Regions from separate parts of the Homo sapiens genome. Here region 1 is linked to region 2. Evidence: chromatin loops called from intact Hi-C (ENCODE). Cell type or tissue: tibial artery. All regions are shown on one strand. Links, peaks and the distances in the headings refer to the core of each region. The heading gives the core; the rest is flanking DNA. Region 1 has its middle 46 kb from the start of FAM180A. Region 2 overlaps SLC13A4 (solute carrier family 13 member 4).

What was found. Hi-C counts contacts between places; a loop is a spot of excess contacts. Peaks named below come from ENCODE experiments on the same cell type or tissue, not always from the same donor. Only the 100,000 strongest peaks of a DNase experiment are listed, where the experiment ranks them.
Region 1: a loop joins it to region 2, with 2.0 times the contacts of the local background. A loop is called at or near these places in 3 of 110 quality-filtered maps.

What each region holds. Positions count from the first base shown.
Region 1 is chr7:135,790,529-135,798,497 of GRCh38, reverse strand. No RefSeq gene overlaps it. Among named protein-coding and RNA genes, the nearest start is that of FAM180A, 46 kb to the right of the region's middle. In tibial artery, for the core only: no CTCF peak of the experiment used is centred there; no DNase peak of the experiment used is centred there; H3K27ac peaks cover 658 bases.
Region 2 is chr7:135,711,706-135,719,674 of GRCh38, reverse strand. The region is part of intron 2 of SLC13A4 (solute carrier family 13 member 4); the gene reads left to right. Among named protein-coding and RNA genes, the nearest start is that of SLC13A4, 12 kb to the left of the region's middle. RefSeq lists an enhancer at 4,204-5,070. In tibial artery, for the core only: no CTCF peak of the experiment used is centred there; no DNase peak of the experiment used is centred there; H3K27ac peaks cover 1,378 bases.

The DNA of each region.
Region 1 (7,969 bases), core at 2,503-5,002, 80 kb before region 2:
CCAACTAGACAAGCCACTCCGCCATCCTGCAGAGAAGCTAAGAGAGGGAAGGGCAGGTTGCTCTCCCATGCTTCTGAACATGTGGAAGAGGCAAGGGAGAAACATGGGGTGAGGAAGAGAGAAAGACTTTCCCTATCCGAAGAGCAAACCAGTCTGTGTATGTTTGCCTCCAGTCAAACAGCTTCTAAATACTGAAGAGTGCCAGAGGACTATTTATTTTGCCACTTACAAGCGATCAGAAAAAAACCTTTTATTTACATTGTGGAGGCTCAAGGACCCTGAACTTATTCTTAGGCTATTAAAATAATTTTACTATTTTGGCAACGTCTAAATGCAAGTAATTTAAGACACCCCTCTGCCTAAGGCTAACAAAATCATTGTGGTATAACTATTAGTTTGGTGCTAAAAGTAATTGTGGTTTTTGCCATTAAAAGTATTTGTAGAACAAACCAATTACTCTTGCACCAACTTAATAGCATTGGATCCACTAACCTGGAAACACCACACCAGAGAGGTGCCTGACTGCAAGGAGAGCACATGGTTGGCACATGCCAAATGTTTGTGGAAGAAGCTGGGGAGTCCCCAGCAGCTGAGATGGATGGTGATCATCAACTTCCGAAGTGTTAAAGAAAACTGAAGGGTTCTGGCCAGGCGTGGTGGTTCACACCTGTAATCCCAGCACTTTGGGAGGCTGAGGTAGGCGGATCACCTGAGGTCAGGAGTTCTAGACCAGCCTGGACAACATGGCAAAACTCCATCTCTACTAAAAATACAAAAATTAGCCGGGTGTGGTGGTGCATGCCTGTGGTCCCAGCTGCTCGGGAGGCTGAGGCCAAAGACTCATTTGAACCCAGTAGGTGGAGCTTGCAGTGAGTTTAGATTACACCACTGCACTCCAGTCTGGGCAACAGAGTGAGATTCTGCCAAAGAAAGAAAGAAAGAAAGAAAGAAAGAAAGAAAGAAAGAAAGAAAGAAAGAAAGAAAGAAAGAAAGAAAGAAAGAAAGAAAGAAAGAAAGGAAGGAAGGAAGGAAGGAAGGAAGGAAGGAAGGAAGGAAGGAAGGAAGGAAGGAAGAAAACTGCAGGGTTTTGAAGGCAGGTGGCACTGTCCTGTAGGAGACTGAGGGTGGAACTTGTCCTTGAAAGCTCCCCTAACCTACTGAAAGTGGAATGAAGGGCTTGGATCCAAGCCTTTCAGAGGCAGCCAAGATCTTCCCAGTCCCCACGATGGGTTTCTTTGGTATGCTTGTTTGCTTTTCTTTGATTCTGATGTTCAAAGGAAATAGGGTGTGTTGATGTTTTAGGTGAACAGTGTGCTTTCTGGGTGACCTAATTTATCTAGCAGTGGAATGAAAAGGAAGAGAATGGGCAGAAAGAATCAAAGCCCATGGCCTACCTCAATAGAAAACGTGTGAGTTTTTCATATAATGTTATATGAACATGAATCTGCCATTCTGCTGTGCTGTGTCTTCCATCTGTTACTTTCTAAACTGTGGACAAGAAAAATACAACTGGCGTGAAGAATGAATGTTGCACAGGGTAGGGATGAGGGGTTGGTACATAGGAAGAGAATATGCTTGACACAGAAAAGAACTAACCATATACCTTATCTCATTTAATCCTCACAACAACCAGAAGGGCAACTAGTACATAAACAAATAAAAGCAAAACAAAGCAAAACAGGCCCAGAGAGAAAAGTCCCATCACTGGGAAGACCTAAGATTTGGGTCCAGGCCCGTCCAATGCCAGAGTCCTTTCTCTTTCTAATGCCTCGTGAAGGCAGTGATGACTCTGAAAATTACAAAACAGTCCTCCCTTGTTCAGGAGTTCCTGGTGTATCTACTTCAGACCAAATGCACTTATTCCTGGGAATTATTCAAGGTCTCGTCTTTTTTAGAATAGGTACAATATGGATGAGATCTTTTTAGCTAGCCTGCTTAGAGCAATCTAACTCTTAGGTCATACTCTTTCCAATATAGTAATAGACAAGGTGTTTAAGGGGATTTTGATCTTAAGAAGGTTAAATTTCCACATCTAAGTAGCTGTGGTATGTTGGAACAAGGGGGTTGTTTTGCCTTCTAAAACAGTCCAAAGCTGAGAAAGCAGATTACTGAGGCCCTGCAAGTTGACACATGCCTCTGAGTCCAGAAGTTGGAAAAAAGCAAGCAAAGAAGTGAGCCAGAGAGAAGAGTGTTAGACTGCCCCTTATTTTCACTTCATCTGACTTGGATTAGTCTTTAATTGAAGTCTCTGCTGAGATTCTGTCTGCGCCAGTCTGAAACAGCCTGTACACTAGTCAGCCATTCAACTGTTCTCTTTATAAATGCCATTTTCCCCTGTATTTGCTGAATTTTCATTCTTCATTCAAATGTTTGGGTGTCTGCATGTTTAATGAACACAGATGCCAGGGTTCTCTCAGAGCCAAATATTTGGATTACAAAACATTGAGGATATCCACATAGTTGGCTTCTCATTCACATATGTGACATTGTGTACAGACAGTTAAGTTTTAATAATAAAGTCTAAGAATGGATAGGGCTGGCTGTTCGTAGGGGAAAATAGTGCTGCACCTAAATCAGTGTGTATTTTTAGAGCTAGTGAACATTTTTATGAGGCTGAAGTTTTACTTGGTCTCAGGTCTGCCATCACAGAGGGCCAAAGTAGGCCCGGCCATGTGGCCAGGGTGAGACCACAGCTTCTGGGGCCAAGTTGAACTCAAATTTTACCTGACGCAGCCAAGAACAGGAAGACCCAAGGCAAGTAAAACTATGTTCTAAGGAGTTTTTTGGACCAGGCTAGAGAATCCAAATTCTACTGTCGGAAACAAAGCCAAAGGGGGTAAGGAATCAAGTGTAATCAAAGATCAAAAGAATGAGGAAAGAGACCCAAGATCATTTCTATGAATGGAGCTGAAGTGATGAGCCTTGATGTGACCAGAGTCAGGCCAGGTGTTGGTCTGAGGGTGTGGATTTGGAAAGGATCAATTTGCAGGGCATGGATTTTCTGGGCCTGTTCAGGGGACTTACCTGGCACTGTGATTTGAATATCTTGTCCCCTCCAAAAGTCGTGTTGAAATTTAATCATCAATGTGGCGGTCTTGAGAGGCAGGGCCTTTAAGAGGTGATTGGGTCATGAGGGCTCTGTCCTCATTAATTAATTGATCCATTAAAGGATTAATGGATTGATTAATGGCCTAACATGGGAGAGGAACCAGTGGCTCTATAAGAAGAGGGAGGGAGACCTGAGCTAGCACACTCAGACCCCTCCCCATGTGATGTCCTGTGCCACCTCAGGACTCTTCAGAGTCCCCACCAGAAAGAAGATTCTCACCAGGTGCAGCCCCTTGACTTTGGACTTCTCAGCCTCCAAAACTGTAAGAAATAAATTCCTTTTCTTTATAAATCGCTCTGTTTCCAGTATTCTGTTACAAGCAACAGGAAAAGGACTAAGACACCTGGTCACAGAGCATGACAGCTGACAAGACTGCTGCAGGCCAGTTGCAGGCTGACAAGGACAAATGGTTTCCTTTGGTGTCATCCAGGCCAATGCATCAATTGATGTCTTGTCTAATAGATGAAAAAGGTATGAAAAAATAAATCAATGCCCAAGAACATAACCTCCATTAACTTGCAGTTCTTGGAGGAGGGAAGGAAACATAGTCTGGTCTGGAGATAGTGTAACTAATAGTTAAAATCATGGATCTCAGATTCAGATGGACCAGGATTGAAACTACAGCTCTGCAACTTGGTGTTTGGAGAGAGGAAACTAACCTCTCTGAATCCTCAGGTGTCCCATCTGTAAAACGAGCATAACGATGGCATCTACTGCACTGGAATGTGATGAAGCTTGAAGGGCATGAAAATAGCTAGTGTTTATTGAGTCCCTACAGGGCTGTGCTCTTACAGGTATTATCACATGCTTGACAAATAGCAAGAACTCAAACGTCAGCTATAATAACTGCCTACATTCTAAAACATTAACAAAGGAAATATAGTACAAATAGTTCCAACCAAGCAACACAAAAGTATAGTTTTTAAACTGAAATCATTATCCATGAAATGTTAACAAAACATCTTTATAAAGGCTATGTTTGAGGAACAGTGCTGGATGCTATAGGAAATGCAAAGTTAAACCAGGCACGGTCTCTGCTCTTCAGGAGCTTCTAGTCTACGAAGGAAGATAAACACAAAATTAACTGGTTGCTACCATGTATGAGAATATATGTATGCTAAAATCAAGATACAAGTAGTACATTGGGAGCAAGAGGGGGAAAGGTTTTTTGTATCTGGATGAGAAAACCGAACTTCATGGAGGAGAGGAAGGAAGAGTGTGGCAGACCCTGATAGTGAGCTCTCCCAGTAGCCAGTCCCAGCTCCTTTCCCTCCTTTCCCTTTCCCTCTTCCAACCAAATACTCACTTTCCCAGCCTCCCTTGCAGCTAGCGGGGGATAGCCATGTGATACAAGGCTACACATGACACTTAAGAGGAAGATTATTGGAGCTTCAGAAAAGGGTTTTACTATTTGATAAAAAGGAAAGTCATCAATAATGACAGGTTTGCCCTTCTTCCTACTTTGAACATGGACACAATGCCTAGAACTGTAACACTTTATAACCATATTGCAACAAGCCAACTTGCCAAGATGACAGAGAAGACAGATCGAAAGGGTCTGGGTCTCTGATGCCAGGGCTGAGCTGCTGCAGCAGCCTGAAGAGCTCACCTCTGGAATTGTTGTTATGGGTGTGATTTTCCCTAAGTCAGTGCTGGTTCCGTGTGATGTTACTTGCGGCTGAATGCCTTCCTAACAGATGCAGAGGATACAGAGCAAAAGCACAAAGGTGGGAAAACACAGGACACTTTCAAGGAAAAGCAAATGCACTCCGAGTTTTTGGAGCATAAGAAGCCAAGAGGGAACATAGAAAACAAGGCTGGAAACGTAGGCTGGGGCCTTGCATAGCATGGTAAGATTTGGCAGTGGGGGAGCTGACAAGGTTTTTTGTGTAGGAGAATGATGTGAGAAGAACTGCAGTTCTAGAAGATTAAACTGGGTGGTTTGGCTTGGAAGGTAGGGGTGCTGGAAGCTGGGAGAGCCTTTGGTTAGCATGCTATCTCAAGCATTCATGGAGAATGTGGGGAGAGGCTGGCCATGGGTGGTGGAAGTGGGAAAGGAGGAGATGAAGGTGCAGAGTGATTTCCCTTTGAACTTTTCCTCAATCACAGAGAAGTTCAGCTCTCGAAGCAGAGCTTGAAAGGGGCCTTTTTATGGATTAGCTATATTCCACACCAAAAAGTGCTCTTACAACTCACTATTTCTCTTAATATACAAAAATGCTCTGAACTTGGCCAGTTACTGTATCCCAGCACGTGCAAAGTGACTTGTCAGGGCCATCCTCTCACTAATGCATCCGTTTACCACGTGGAAATGATCTGCGGTGTGACAAGGAAGCTGGCAGTCAGGCACATCTGTGCATGTGGCCCTCAAGACATATTTGCTAAAGGGCAGGGCGTGGTGACTCACACCTGTCATCCCAGCACTTTGGGAGGCTGAGGCGGGTGGATCACTTGAGGTCAGGAGTTTGAGACCAGCCTGGCCACCGTGGTGAAACCCCGTCTCTACTAAGAATACAAAAATTGGCTGGGTGTGGTGGCACACACCTGTAATCCCAGCTACTCAGGAGGCAGAGGAAGGAGAATTGCTTGAGCTCAGGAGGCAGAGGTTGCAGTGAGCCGAGATCACACCACTGCACTCCAGCCTGGGCAACAGAGCAACACTCCATCTCAAAAAAAAAAAAAATGTATATTTTAAAATGGCAATTTTATAAGTTTTACCTCAATTTTTTTAAAGTGCTGGGAGCAAGAAAGAGGGAAAAGAAAATAAAGGGGACCCTCTACAAAGGCATCTGAGGAAGTAGCATAGTGTGGCGAAAGACCAAGACTGAGAACACTCTGACTCTGTCACAACCACACGTGACTTCAGGCAACTCATCTCCCCAGCACAGCCTCGTTTTCTCATCTATGAACCTGAAAGGGCTTAGAGCAGCCAGCTCCGAATAGACCCTATATAGATATTAGTTATTGCTGTGAATTTATTATTAAGTTTATGAATAGATATGTTCTTCTCTAATGACCTTCCCAGATGCATCCTGGCTTTTAAATCACTGGCTCAATCATCACCAACTTCCAAGACAAAATGAAGTGTCAGAGAGGCCCGAAGAGCCTGCTGTTCTAATAAATATTCTCTGTTGAGTGCAGGGAGGGAAAAGGTTCAGCAGAGCCAGCCTTTAGTGAGTCGAGGGGGCGGATGCCATACATGCTTCTGACCAAGGGTGTTAGAAAAATATGGTTTTTACTTCACCACCCTGCAAAGCTAATAAATAACCTACTATGTATGATTCAATATGACAATGGATATAAATATGTGTTGTAAATTCTAAGGCTGTCTATCCCAAGGTAAAAGATGATTTGTAGCCATCCCAGCATTGAAGAGGCAGGAACTGGCTGAGCACGCTGGCTCTGATGAAAACAGCTCCATCCCTGCTGGGAGCACCCGAGGTGAGGGCGGGTGACAGGAGGAAGTTGCAAGACTACTTTCTCTCTTTCTTCAGTTCAGCCCAGAAGGGCTGCAGGCAGCAGTGGCCTCACAGGACACAGCTCCAGCCTCATCTACCAGGCTGTGATCTCCAGGACACAATAGGGCTGTGATGTGACACTGCTCCACCATCCAAAGACCAAAGTACAACGCTCCTCTCCTGCTTCTCTAGGCCATGCTGCAGGGAAGGAATCCAGCTCCCCTGAGGGCAGGGCCAAGCAACACTCACTAGCAGCCCTGCAGTGTTGAGCTGGATGGGAGGCTCCCCTGGGACAATGAGGGTGCCATCTTTTCTTGCCTGCCAATGGTTTGCTGGCCCTGGGACTTCTGTGCACAAGGAAGGGAAATGCACAGATTCATCTAGGTGCGTTTACCTCAACCCCGTGCGTTCTGATACTGCCTACATAGACTTTGCCTTGACCACAAAACACTCATACTAAAAAGAAAAAAAAAAAAAAAAAAAACCAACCCAGGCACTATCATCTGAGGTCCACTCTGCCTGCTTGATCTTCCACCTTCTATAATGGCAAAAATGTGTATGTCTATTGCACTCTCAAACACTTATTAGTATCTACTGTGTTCACCAGCACTTCTCAGCACAGTGGGAGGTTCATAATAACCAGAAGGCATGTTCTCTGCCCTTAAGGACTTCATTTGTTCATTCATCTACTCACTTTGTTTCTGAGCCATCTATTATGTGCTAGCAGCATGAAGTCAACAGAGGAAGGAAAAGTGTTCATACCTAAACCAGAGAATAATCTCAAACAGACATAGCATGTGGGTAAATCATGACAATTGCTGACACAGATGTAAGTTTAGCAACTTGAGCTCATCCTTTTACATGAATTCAGGTACATGAGAATTCAAAGGAACTCAGGTCACCACTGAGTCAAGTGGGCCCTACCTGGTGACTGGCTGCATCAGAATCTCTTGGAGACTTTCCTAAAAATACAGGTTCCTGGGTCTGGGAAATCTGTATTTCTGAAGCTCCCTGGAAATTGCTGACTTGCAGCCAGGTTTAAATACATCCAGTCCAAGTTCTTATTTAAGAGGTGAGGAAGCCACCGTCCAGGGAAGTGAAGTGACTTCCCAAAGGTCACTCAGCACCCTAGAGACTGTGTTGGGACCAGTCTAGATCAGTGGTTTCTAATCCTGGCAGGACATCTGAGTCATTCGCTGGGCCCCAACCCAGACCCACTGATTTAGGATTTCTAATAGAAGAGGCCTGAGCAACGTGGATTTATAAGTACTTCATGAGCTCTTAAAATTCTGATATGTGGCCATCATTGAAGGCTCCTGACCAAGTCTTCTGGTTCTTTTCATCCTCGCACGTGAGGCACCAGATCCTGGCTGAGAATCGGGAGTCATGCATCTGCTGTTTG
Region 2 (7,969 bases), core at 3,546-6,045:
GGACCCATGTAAAAGCTAATCTGTGACCAGAATCACCAGGCAGTTGTTCTAATTGCCCCCTCTTCTTTCGTGAAAAAAGAATAGGTAATATGGGGTTTTGTGTCTGCCTAAAGAAAAAAGCAACCTAAATGTGACTTTTCTTAAGAGAGCTATACAAGCTTGTTCTCCAGGCTTCTCTTTAAAATTGTGAAATTAAAACCAGCAAGGGCAGGGCTTGAAAGTGGAGGGTAGAGGAAAAAAAATGATGTTTAGAAAGAACTGAATCCTAAATAACCTTTTAAAGTGAGAAAACTATTAATTAAGAAACCTAATCTTTGTATTTCACTATAGGCAGCCCAAAAGCCAACAGCATGCCTTAGCTTTCAAGCAGACAGTGTCTCTGTTTCTCCAAGGGCACAGTAGAGATGTTGCCAGGCAACAGTTATCCGAGGGACGCCCCTTTGTCCAGAGAGGAAGGCCAAACCCGTAAGGAGAGTCTGCAGAGGCAGTCGCTTGGGAGGGTAACAGGACTCTGTGAGAAATAAAGGAAGACTGTCCAGGGAGGGACTGTGTGTCACTATTGCTAGGGGCTGGAGGAGCCAGAAAGCACGTCTTATCATTTGAGGTGAAAAATCCGAATCCACCTGCCTGATGACGTGGCTTTGGCTGATGATGATATTTAGTAGTTGGGCTACAGGGAGCAGCTTAGTCCAAATATAGTCTGTTTAGCTGACCTTCTTAGCTCAGATTAGAGGGAAATGCCAGTAAGGCAGAGCACATGGGTTATAGCCCTTTGTAAGCCAGTTAACTTTGCAGAGAAAACACCTATTCCACAACCACCTATGCACCACTATGACACCAGAATGTGCCATGGCTCACAGGGGGAAGCTAGGCTGGTGCTCTTTAGGAGCCCCCAAATCCTTGTCATTTCCCAAACCCATCTACTTCTTGACCATCCTCTTACTGCGACTTGGGTTATTCTTCCACTTTGGAAAGTTCTCTCCCGTTCTTTGACCTTTAAAGTCCTACTCAATTACTCTCTTTGGTGAAGCCCTTCCAATGACCAAAGGCTGAAAGTGTTGATCCCTTCTCAATGAGCCTATTTCATGTCTTTATCTTTTAAATGGTGCATCAGATACACCAGATATAAACTTTTCATAGACATGTGCTCTCCCCACCGAGATTCATGCTCTCTGGGATGTACAATGTCTATGTCTATGGCCTGTCTGTAGCCCAGCACCATGTTTGCATCAGCCCTCATTCACAGCTCTTGATTGCAGTGTTTCTTGACAATGTGTCAGTAATGTCATCTTCAGTGAGGGAAGGAAGGCACGTGAATAGGATCAGTGTGACTCTGGGACTGTGGCTGGGTTCCCTCATGTTATTCATTCAACATTTAGAGACAGTATTTTCTCAGTTCTACATCTACCAGGTGCAACATGGGATGATATGGGTACCCTGAGGGTGACAAAAATAAACAAAATGTCATCTCTCCCCTCTTGAATCTCGTATCTGAGCTCTCACTGTCTGAAGCTGGATATGTTCTGCAGTTTCTCCAGAGAAACAGAACGAAGAGGAGACTAGCGCGCACGCGTGCGCGCGCGCGCGTGTGTGTGTGTGTGTGTAGGAATTGGCTCACTTGATTAATTATGGAGGCTAAGACATCCCATGAGCTGCCACTTGCAAGCTGGAGACCCAGGAGAGCTGCTGATGTCACTCTGTGTGAGTCCAAAGGCCTAAGAACCAGGGAAGCCAATGGTGTAGATCCCAGTCCCAGGGCAGGAGATGACAGATGTCCCAGCCCAGGTGGTGAGACTGGAAAAAGGAGGCAAATTCCTGCTTCCTCTGCCTTTTGTTCTAGTCAGGCCCTCGACAGATTGGATGATGTCTGTCCAGATGGCAGAGGGCAATCCACTGATTCAAATGCCAATCTCATCCAGAAACACCCAGAAGCAATGCTTAATCTGGGCACCCCATGGTCCACCCAAGTTGACATGCAAAGTTAACCATCACAAGTACATATAAATGGTTCATTTTTACAGTGGTGATCTGTCAGCCAGTGGGTATTAGGAGTTGTGTGCAAAGCTCAGACTCAGGTGCTGATAAGAGATACAAAATGACAGAAGGGCTCCTGACCCGGAGAAGTTTCTATTTTAGTAGAGAGAAAGTATAAACCATGTGGAAAAATACAGAATGCCCTATGAAGTGATGCCTCGTTTTCTGGCATTGTGGAGGATTTATACAACTCCTCAAGAGGGGATGTTCTAGATAAATAAAATTTACACTGCCAACTGCCCAAACTTCATGTTGACTAATTTTTGATTACAGTCTTTCTAATGGGTTTTATAATTTCCTTGGTCTTTGAAACAGAAGTTATTAAATATAATTTAACTTTTTCCTTGGAGCCTTCAAAATTTCCAGGGGGGAAAAAAAGAATTTCTCACTCAGAGGAGTCAGAGTGGGCTCCATGAGAAAGCACAGTTGAGTAACTTGAGGGCTGGGTGAACAGCTGAACCTAAAGAATCTTGAATAGCATGTTGGCATCAGATTAGGGTGAGATTGCAGTTGAAAATATAAAAGGCTTATTATCAGATTTGCAGATGGCTAAGTTGGATGCGCTAGCTGGCTAATGTACGGTGCTAATGTACGGTGGCAGAATGAGACATGCGGACAGGAAGAGACAATGGACTGAAACTGACAAAATGAAGTCTAATAAGGATAAATGCCAGCAGTTCATGCGAAAAAGACCCTTGGCTTTTAGCTAAGTACAGGCTCAGCATGAGTCACCATCAGTCCAACGTGGCTGCCAAATTCCAAGTGTTTACCATATGCCAGGCACTGTGGGAGGTCATTTACACACACTATATAACTTAATCCTCCGTGAAGGTGCTATTATTTTTATCTTCATTTTAAAGAGAAGGAAACTGAAGTTCAGAGAGGTTAAGTAACTTACTTACCCGCGGTTATGCAGCTACTAAGTGGTGGAGCTGGGACTTGAATCCAAGATTGTATGATTCCAGAACTTGAGCTCTTAACCCCCCAGGCAATGTGACCAAAATCCTCCGTTGAATTAATAAATTATGGGCTGGGCACTGTGGCTCACGCCTGTAATCCCAGCACTTTGGGAGGCCAAGGCAGGCGGATCACCTGAGGTCAGGGGTTTGAGACCAGCCTGGCCAGCATGGTGAAACCCATCTCTACTAAAAATAAAATAGAATAAAAAATTAGCAGGGTATGGTGGTGCATGCCTGTAGTCCCAGCTACTCAGGAGGATGAGGCAAGAGAATCTCTTGAACCCAGGAGGCAGAGGTTACAGTGAGCCAAGATCATGCCACTGCACTCCAGCCTGGATGACAGAGCTAGGCTCCATCTAAAAAAATTTTTTTTAATTTTAAAAATTAATAAATGATGTGTCCAGTACATCAAATTCTGGATAAGGAGCTCATCCAGAGGTGGGTGGCCAGGATGTTAAAAAGCTGGAGCCTGAGTCACATGAGGAATGAAGAGAAGACTTAAGGGGACATAAGTCCAGGCTTCCATAAGTCCAGGCTTCCATGGCTCCACACTCCAGGCCCAAAGCGTCACACCAGAACCAGAGTCAGAGTGCCATAAAGGAATTTCCCGTTCTGTATAAAGGAAAACTCTGACATGAGTTGCCATGTGTGGTCCTTGTGTTCCTGTCCCTAGATGTCTGAGCCAAATGACCATGCCAGATACACTAGACATAGACTTTGTGCCTTGGGAGATGGGTTGGACTCTAAGGTCCCTCTATGATCTTGTGAGCATCCAGCTGCTACTTCCTCTGCTGATTAGTCCTGTATTTTAGGTTTGTGTGTGTTTGTTTTTATTTTGGCTCCATTGTGACTCTCACTTACCGTCATTATATCTGCCTCTGAAGTCCTCTAAGCCCCTTCTAATGTGTTGCTCCAAAAGTTTATAGCCTGGGCATGATACCTGTGTCAATCAAGTTAACTAAGATTTACTGTCTATAGGAGAATGGCATAGAGGTGGGCACCACAGGGCTCTCCGGTGAAGTAGAAAGCATGGGTTGGATATTGGGGATTGGGAACAAACAGCTCTCCAGGAGGCCCAGGGTTAGGGTGTACTTCAGGAAGTAATTGCATGTGCTCTTTGTCTCTATCCTTTCCCCAGCACACACACTGGCACACACTCACACACTCACATACACACTCCTACACACCCACTCATACATACACATACACACACTCATATGCACTAATGCACATTCACACACTCATACACACGCTCACACACTCATACACACACTCATACACACATGTTCACACATACACACTCACACACTCATACACATACACTCATACACACGCTCACATATACATACACTTACTCACACACATACACATGCTTAGATATACGTACACTCACACACACTCATACACTCATACACATGCCCACACTCATACACATACACATACACACATACACTCACATATACACACTCATGCACACATACACTCATACACACTTATATACCCATATACACATATATACTCTCACACACTCATACACACATTCTCACACACGCATACACACATAAACTCATACACGCTCACACACATACACTTATACACACACATCATACACACACACATTCACATACACACTCATACCCTCACACACATTCACACTCACATATACACAAATACACACTCACATATACACACACATACACACACTTTCACATACACACTCACACACACTCTCACCTGGGCCCAGCCAGCGGTCTCTGGCCCTGCGCTGCAGGCCTCGGGCTGGTGTCACTCAGCTTCCAGCTCCCGCAGGGGCAGGAGAGGAGTACAGGCTGCGCCCGCTGGGATAACCCGCAGCCGCTGCCGCCTGGTGCCGCCGGAGTCGGCTGTCATCAATCCGCTTCCCTGCTGGCTCCTGATCTTTCTGACCCGCCAGATTCCTGCCCTCTGACTCGTTACCCTGACTTTCTCTGTTTGAGTAAGCCTGGGGGCATTTCATAAAGCACTCTCAGCTCTGCCTTTCCCATCTCTCCTCGCCATGGAGGCTGACCGGTCCTCTGCATGCGGGCCCGTGGGCATGTGGGCTGGACATCCAGCTGGCCACCTGCCTGAACCCCAGGCTGCCCTCACCCTCAGCCACCCAGACGCAGCCCCAGGGCTGAGCTCCACACTGGGCCTTCAGTGGGAGCCTACAGACCTTGCAGCCTTTCGAGACCAAGCTAATGTTTCTGGGGGGAAGAGCAGCTCCCTGTGAACCACCACCTGACCAGCAGCCCCTTGGCTCGTGGCTCAGAGCCCAGACCCTTGCCTCAGCTTCCCCATCTGGGTAGTTCATACAGTCCCAAAGAAGAAACTGGGCAGGGGTGGTGGCGGTTATGAATCAGTGTCTCCAGTCATGCAGGAGTTGGGCCAGCTTCTGGGTCATGCCAGCACCCATCTGGGTCTCTCTACTTTAGACTTCTCTAGGGCAGGATTTGCAAAGAATGTTTTTTTAAGCAATGAAACCTTTTCTTTAAACCAAATCTTAGAAGACTCAATATATAAAACAGATGGAACCAGGAATGCAAATCAGGTGATGAGAAGGGTGTCTGAGCCCCTGCTAGGGGCTTACCCGGCAGAAACAGCATTCCTGCCCCCAGGGAAGGTGGAAAGGAGACACTGCTGGCTTGGCTGTGCTGCTTGGACACTAACTGGAATGGAGTCCTGTGGGGCTTCAGCCCTGGCAGGGCTTAGCTTAGCACTGAGCGGGAGCCAGGCCAGGTATCTGCTCCCAGGGTTCAGAGAATTTCACTGCAAAATTGTTCAGATGAGGCTGGGCACAGTGGCTCACACCTGTAATCCCAGCACTTTGGGAGGCCAAGGTGGGAGGATCACAAGGTCAGGCGTTGAAGACCAGCCTGGCCAACATGGCGAAACCCCGTCTCTACTGAAAATACAAAATTAGCCGGACACAATGGTGGGTGCCTGTAGTCATAGCTACCGGGAAGGCTGAGGCAGGAGAATCATTTAAACCTGTAAGGCCAAGGTTGCAGTGAGCCGAGATCAGGCTACTACACTCCAGCCTGGGCAACAGAGTGAGACTCTGTCTCAAAAAATATATAAAATAAAAAACACATAATTAAAAAAAAATAAGAGCCCACCTGCATTATCTTATGTGTAAAGCCCATGTCACAGCAGATTAAATTAGCTATGTAGCATCACTGTGGCCCTTAAAAAATTGGTGACAGAGGTACAGAGGTTCATTAGCTTGTCCAATAGCAGGTAACTCATCTGAACTTCAGAGCCCAAGATTGCTATAGCTATTCCTTGTCAAGGGGACCTCCTTGAGCCCATCTTTCCTAAAACACAGTCCAGAAACACCTCTGCTCTCCAAGTTCAGTGATGTGGCATACTGAGAAAAACCACAGAGCAGAAAAGCAGAAAAAGCAATCAAACCACCATGCAAATGTCCTAAAATCCATGCACTTTACTCCTGGGGAGGAACAGCCATTTAGAATCTAATTTCTCTTTACAAAAAACTCTAACAATCTTCGTTATCTGGCTTCCCAGCTCACAGGATGTGAGTCTGGGAAATTATAAAATGGGGAAAGGAATGCTAATGGCAAGCATCCTCACATCGGGAAAATGCAGCCGCCTAAGAATGAGACGGGAAACCAGCAAAATGCAGACCCAGGGACCAGAGAAGGACCAGCAGCCTGGACAGCTAGCCAAGGGCAAGAGCGATAAGAGGCTCCCTGGGCAGAGGCTATGATGGGGAGAGTTGGCACATGTCTCACAAGAAGCCGGGGAGAATGCACAGGCTCTGTTGATAAAGGCAGGAAATCTGCAACACACTCTAGAAAACAATAACAATCATCCTCGAGAATCTTGGAAGTCTGGTGTTCCCTGGGAGGCTCTGAATAACCCAGGTGTTATTGTGAAAGAAAAATCAATGGGCTAGAAAACTAATAAACAACACCACTGAACAGAATTTTAATTTCTAAAAATGAAAAAGCAGCCCTGTGGCTTTGCTCTGTGCATGGATGAGCCCACTCTGTGTGCTAATGGCCTCAAACCAGCTCAGCCTTTAGATGGAGCACTTCACAACAGGAAGAGTCACCAGGGATCCTGGCCATCAATGTGGCAGGCCATGCCAGCTGGTTTGCACGTGTCATTTAATCTCTGTAATAACCTTATGAGGTAGGGACTCACATAACCTTCCTTCCTTTTTTTTTTTTTTTTTTAGATGAGAAAATGAAGCCCAGAGAGGCTGAATACCTTGTCTAGGGTCACACAGTGGAGTCCCGGCTGACTCCAGAGTCCTCCCTCTTCCCCACTCAGTGATGTTACCTCTGTAATCACAAACTATATCCTGAGCCCCAGGCCGTGTCTCCCGAGCACATAGTATCACTTACAAGGGAGCAGGAAAGACATGAGAATAGAGCTGAGCCCACCAAACACCCAGCACAGAGCCAATATCCCACTGAAGCTGGGCCTGGAGTTCAGACTGGCCCTGCCCTGGGCATTTAAGGCCAGTGTCAGGACTGCGATTATAAATGAAGATAAAAAATGTGTACCAGTGGGCTGGGTGCAATGGTTCATGCCTGTAATCCCAGCACTTTGGGAGACTGAGATGAGCAGATCACTTGAGGTCAGGAGTTTAAGACCAGCCTGGCCAACAAGCTGGTTAAAGCTCGTACCTACTAAAAAAAAAAAAAAAAAAAAAAAAAAAAAAAAAAAAATCCAAAAACATTAGCCAGGTGTAGTGGTTTCACTAAGGAGGTTTCCTTAGTTTTTCTAAGCACCTGTAGCTCCAGCTACTTGGGAGGCTGAGGCAGGAGAATTGCTTAAACTCAGGAGGCAGAGGTTGTAGTGAGCCGAGATTGCGCCACTGCACTCCAGTCTGGGCCACAGAACAACTCTCTGTCTCAAAAAAACAAAAACAAAAACAAAAACACGACAAGAAATGTGTGCCAGCTCATGCTGTCTGGGAGACCCAG